2 separate regions of the Homo sapiens genome follow, and region 1 is linked to region 2. The links are chromatin loops, found by intact Hi-C in ENCODE. Cell type or tissue: gastrocnemius medialis. All regions are shown on one strand. Each heading gives the region's core, and the rest is flanking DNA. Links, peaks and the distances in the headings are about the cores only. Region 1 overlaps RPTOR (regulatory associated protein of MTOR complex 1). Region 2 overlaps RPTOR (regulatory associated protein of MTOR complex 1).

What was found. A loop is a pair of places that touch in the nucleus more often than their neighbours do. Peaks named below come from ENCODE experiments on the same cell type or tissue, not always from the same donor. Only the 100,000 strongest peaks of a DNase experiment are listed, where the experiment ranks them.
Region 1: it touches region 2 in a loop (11-fold over the local background); 1 of 110 quality-filtered maps calls a loop at or near these places.

What each region holds. Positions count from the first base shown.
Region 1 is chr17:80,649,039-80,651,948 of GRCh38, forward strand. All of the region lies in intron 3 of RPTOR (regulatory associated protein of MTOR complex 1), which reads left to right. Among named protein-coding and RNA genes, the nearest start is that of RPTOR, 110 kb to the left of the region's middle. In gastrocnemius medialis, for the core only: a CTCF peak has its summit at 1,194 (motif pointing left); DNase peaks (open chromatin) are centred at 263 and 833; H3K27ac peaks cover 1,440 bases.
Region 2 is chr17:80,750,044-80,752,953 of GRCh38, forward strand. The region is part of intron 5 of RPTOR (regulatory associated protein of MTOR complex 1); the gene reads left to right. Among named protein-coding and RNA genes, the nearest start is that of RPTOR, 210 kb to the left of the region's middle. In gastrocnemius medialis, for the core only: no CTCF peak of the experiment used is centred there; DNase peaks (open chromatin) are centred at 501, 1,208 and 1,738; H3K4me3 peaks cover 1,880 bases; H3K27ac peaks cover 2,500 bases.

The sequences.
Region 1 (2,910 bases), core at 93-2,592, 100 kb before region 2:
TGGTTATGTCTTTATCAGCAGCATGAAAATGGGCTAATACAGATGCAGTCAAGACGCATAAATCAGTGGGTTCTACCTTTTCTTAGGATTTTCAGGCTCAGATATGGATAATCGGGGAAGAAGCAGCTAAGTTGCCCTAGGACAGTACTCCACACCTGGAGGTGCTCCAAAGCTATTCATGGAACAGCCCAAGGTGGACCGTTACTCGCTGTGACTCCTGCTTGGGGCATTCACGTTGCGACATTAGTTCCAAATTGACAGTCCAGTTCAGCTGGTGAAAATGGCCCTATAATTGCGATTGGCAGCATCCCTTGGCGTGCGGCCCTGATGCCATTACCATTCCATCATCCATCCCGTCTTGCTGTCTGCCCTGCCGCCAGCCCTCCCTCCTCCTGCCCAAACTCACCTGACTTTCTTCTCTGTGGGTCCTAAGGTTGGGCTTCATCCACCTTGAGTTTCTGTGACAAGCTGCCAGTGAGGACTCATGGGCAAAGGCAGAACTGTGGGTGGATGGCTCACAGCTTGCATAATTCAGTACCTGGTGTGAAGCACTTTGCCTGTGTACTCATTAAATTTGCAGGACGGTACAGACAATATCTTCTGGTGGTCTTGGGGTTAACTGTGGTGCTTTGACAGTTTCACTTAACTGCTTACTGCCCAGAAAGTTAAGAACTGTTCCTATGATCAATGTTTTTACTTATATTTTTGCCTTGGCCTCAGCAGTGCTCTCCCACTTCGTCTTCCCTCCTTTCTAGTGCTTCTCGCCTGAAAGCTTTTCCACGTGCGTGCCGTGTTCAGTGAGAACTCTGATTCATGCTCTTCAGCCAGAAGCCTTCGTAGTCAGCCCTGCCCACGCACTTCCTGCCTTGCCCTGTCCCCAGAGGCCATGGTATTGGAAGCAGCTTCCTGGAAGCAAGCTTAGATTATGCGAAGCAGTTTATTCCGGACTCTTTAGACCAATTGCACCAGAGCATAAAGGTGTTGTCACCTACTGCTATCCCTCCGAATACCTTAGTGACATGACCTATAAATTCTTTTAGGCACACCAAAGACATTACAGAAAGAAGAATGAAAGAAAGGCATGGTTCTGCAGCCTCCTGGAGGATGGCAGCCTGTTGTGACTAGACTCCTCAGGGTTTCAGTCCATTAGAGCTGGTCCCAGAGGGGACCCCTGCTGGCCAGCCCTGTGTTGGACTCTTGCTCTCCGAGGCCACCTAGGGGATTCACTAGAGAGCCCATTTGGGATTGAAGAGCACGCGTGTTGACTAGAGTGGGTTGCAGCATGGGCCGCAGCCTGTTTAAACACTGCCTAGGGAAGATTGGTGGAGTCCGCCTCCTCCCTTCTGCCTCGTAGGTCCGCAGAGTCGTGCTGGGCTCACCGCTCCTTCCCTTTCTGGGCGGGAGCGCCCCTCTCACTGGTAGGGGAGCTCCCTGGGAAATGTGGTCTCCTTTCTACCAGTGCACTGAGGGGTGGGGTGGGGAGAGCTTAACTGTGGAAAGAATGCGAACTGGTTTAGTTCTGGCTTTGCCACTTCTTAGAAATGTAACTCTGGACAAATTACTATTTAAACTTTTAAAATTTGTACATGCAAATGAGAGTTAATGGACAGAATAAAAGTATATAAAGCATTTGCACCAGGGAGGCCATGGTGGTTGGTCATCAGATCCTTACTTCCCATCCCTTTCTGTCCCTTATCCCTTCCTCTCCCTCATGGTTGAGGTGGTGGAGGCCCCTCCCAGAACATTCTGCCCAGGAGTCTTGCTGCCTTAAGCCCCTCCCCATCCTGCCTTATCTCTGGTTTTATCCTCTTGCGGGGATAACTGCATTCCTGACTCTTCCTCTATTAATTGACCTACTTGAAGTGTAATACTTTTAGAGAGAAGTAGGGGCTTAACTCTGTCCTTAACAGGCCTCTCGAGGATATTATCTCTCATCATCATGTTCCCTTTAACAAGGGAGTTGTCTGTGTGTATGACAAATTGCAAATGAGGACCCCCCACCGTCAGGCTGGGGACTAAAACTGTAGCTCAGCTGTTGTCGTTTCACAGATCTCACGTGCCATGTGTGTTTCCTGAGTTAACTTGGGGACCGTGATACAGAGCGATGCGGAGATGGCTCTGAAGGACAGGCAGGTGCCAGGCGAGGGATGGAAGTGCTGCTTCTAAGTCAGAAAGTGGAAGGTGTGATGTGTTAAAGAATGGAAAGCTAAATTTGGAGGTGACGATGAGGAACCCACCGTATGCTCGCCATATGCAACTAGGAAGAGTTGTAAAATCCTGCTCCAGCCAAATTGGAAAGTGCTGATCAAGGGGGAAACGATCAATAACAGATTGGAGGGGGACGGCCACTTCAAAGTGTCTGCGGTACTTGATTTCATTTTGCAGGGGAAACCATATGTCACAGTGGTGTTCATGAATTTGGGTGTTCACAAGGGCTTCTGTACAGCTCCCTCCCAAATGTCCGCGATTTACTTGTTGGTATGACACATAATGGAGATTTTTTTAAAATGGACATACGAAGCACATAACGTCAAGTTCACCATTTTAAAGTGTACAACTTGGCTGGGCGCAGTGGCTCGCGCCTGTAATCCTAGCACTTTGGGAGGCCGAGGTGGGCAGATCACCTGAGGTCAAGAGTTGGAGACCAGCCTGGCCAACATGGTGAAACCTTGTCTCTACTAAAAATATTTAAAAAATGGCCAGGCACGGTGGCTCACGCCTGTAATCCCAGCACTTTGGGAGGCCGAGGCGGGTGGATCGTGAGGTCAGGAGATCGAGACCATGGTGAAACCCTGTCTCTACTAAAAATACAAAAAATTAGCCGGGCGCAGTGGCAGGTGCCTACTGTAGTCCCAGTTACTCAGGAGGCTGAGGCAGGAGAATGGCATGAACCCGGGAGGTGGAGCTTGC
Region 2 (2,910 bases), core at 281-2,780:
GTCTTTCCATCTTGCCCAGGCTGATCTTGAACTCCTGGGTTCAAGTGATCCTCCCACCTCAGCCTCCCAAAGTGCTGGTATTACAGATGTGAGCCACCACACCTGGTTATATAAAAAGAAAACCTAAAACTAGTAAACCACACTGATATTTTTTGCTATATTTCTGCTATATACATGTCCTTTTGAAAAGGAAAATAGGAATATTGAACTTAGTTTTTGCGTAAAGGGCCATTTCCTCCCACTTAAAGTTGTTTCCTTTTTAATCCTCTGCCAGCCATTCTTACGTGGCCAGTGGTAGTGGTGCTGATTAAAATAACACAAGTCTGCCAGCAGTCCCAGACAGACATCGCAAATGGCGCCTTCCACAGTTCAGGACTGTGTGCTTCACTCCACGGAGGTCTGCCTCAGATGCCTCCCTCCCAGCCCCTTTCCGGAGGCCAGGGAGAGTGCGTTTCCACCAAGCGCAGGAGTCAGCACTTCCTCATAGCCTTCCCGTGCCCTCCCAGCACCAGGCACACATGGCCGCTCCCACCTATCCCATCCACCTGTTGTGACGCGGGTCTGAGTAGCTGCAGGTCCACGTCGTTCCTGGACCCATCATCTGGCTTAGTGGGCCTGTCACAGCAGACCTGGAAACTAATTTTCTGTGTACAGCAGGTTGCATTGCCGATGCTATTTTAGCTTATGGAGCCCAGAGCCCAGGAAATGGTTTTAAACATGATTTTGCCTTCCCTCTTCCCTCTTGTTTAAAAAAACCCACTCCTTGGTGGTTCTTGGTGATTGTTGCGTGGCATGTAAATATCCCTAATGTCACCGAACTGTACATTTGAAACAGTTAACATGGCAAATTTTATGCTACAGGTAATTTATCATCATAAAAAAAACCTCATTCCTCTAGAAATTGCAGTTTTTATTGAAAAAGTTAAATTATATTTATTATTAAGTATATGAGAATTTGATTTGTACTCTGGGTTTAATGTTCCTGTGGTAGAATGGGTTATTAATAAAACTAGCAGTCATTAGTACCTTCCAGCTGAGAAATTTGAGATGTTAAAAACAAAGTTTGTCAGAGTCAGATGACAGTGCGTTCTGTACCATCACCGTGGTGCGAGGTGGCTGTGAGTGAATACAGCTCTGTGTGTATTTCATTCCGAAAGCACTGGGCGTGCTGTCTGGAGAGGGCTCGGCAGCTTTCGTGTTGGCGTCGTAGGTGCTTGGTGGAGATTCAGAAGGACCCAGATGGGATAATGGGGCAAAAGCAGCCCTAAAATCAGGGGCAGTGCCCGGCACTCTGGACGCATGTGCTGGCCCAGCTGCAGGGCAGTCCGTGTCATCTTTGGGGACTCTGTGTCCTCGTCGTCACAGCTCTTTTAACATGGAGCTGAAACCTCATGGGGTTGGTAAAAAGCAGATGAAATAGTATATGTGAAGAGCCGTGAGAAATACTAAGAACTACGCAACTAAAAGTAAGGAGCAAGGAAGGAGCAAAAATGCAGACACAGACACATTCTCTCCCCGTCAAGCCGGGGAGCGCATCGCAGCCCTCGGTGATTAAAAGCCACACACTCTGGACACATCTCACCCCCACCCATATTCATCGTCACTTACAATATTCATTTACAATAGCGCCTCCTCTTCATGGAGGCCTGCCACAGTCTGAGTAAACAAAAGTGATCTTGTCCCTGTGGTATTCACAAAACAAGCCCTAGGAATTGTGTAAGTCACAAACAGCGTCCAGGCCCTGGATCTGGGACGACCAGTCTCTGTCATGCGATGCTCCAGCCCTCATGCTGACCGCTTGGTCCACGACCCCGCATTAGCAGGTGGCGCTCTCAGTCTGAAGCCTCATTCTGTACCTTGTTGTTCCACATCCCCAGCCTAGATGGGCAGATGAGGTTGGCCCCTACAGCAGAATGCTTTCCATTACAGCCGAATTATAGGTATTTGTAGACACGTGAATGAAGGAGTTCTGCAAGCTGTGTGGCCCGGTATGATCGGCATTTTTGGGGTTTTCTGTTTTCATTCCTTTAGCTATCTACATGACATGCCCAGGCATCACATTTCAGGGTAACTGAAGAGAAGGCAATGCAGATTCCATCTCACAGCCTGTGGTGTGTTCTTCTTGTTTTGTCTGTTCCCTGTCTCTTTCTGTCCCTTTGTTTCCTGCTACCCTTTCCCCTCTCCCCTCTCCCCACAACAAAGGACCAGCCTTGATGATAGTGCAGGAGGGACTTTGCAAGCCAAGCTCTCCCAGGGCCCATGGGGCCTCCCTTCCAGCAGGTGGGCCCTGCATGCAGCCCACAGTGTCTGAGGACTCTGCATCCCCGGAAGGGAGGCATTGCTTGTGCGCAGCTGCTGTGCCTCCCCCAGCTGAAAGCATTCTGTTTGGTGGAACTGGTTCTGATATTTTCCAGCTCTTCTCAATTATTTCCAGGAGCAGGCAGAGCAGTGTGTGTACATAATCCCTCATGTGTTATACTTATTAAATTTTACTGGCCAAAATGCCAGGAATTCTTGTGAACTTCATTATTTCTGAAAACGACAGCAAAACCTCTTGTGGATTACCGAAATGGCCACATGCAGGCAACGTAGGTAGCCAGGGAAAGGAATCACAATCTCAGTGCTAGTATAATTAGTCCTTGGTGGTATAAGGATCCTGTTTTGTTGAATGCTGTGGTTTTTTGGTAAAACAGGAACCCACCTGGTATCCATGGCAGGGTATAGCAAACTCGTGTATCAGACAGTCCTGTCATTTTTTAAACCTTTGAATGTAATGCATTATTTAAAAAGAAGGAAGAGTTACACTTTCAGTTAGATTTCATTTGGTAAAAAGTGAAATTTTCTGTGCATTTTAGTAGTAAACAACAATTCACTTAGTGCCTTTCTTCCTAAAATGGCACTGTGATATCA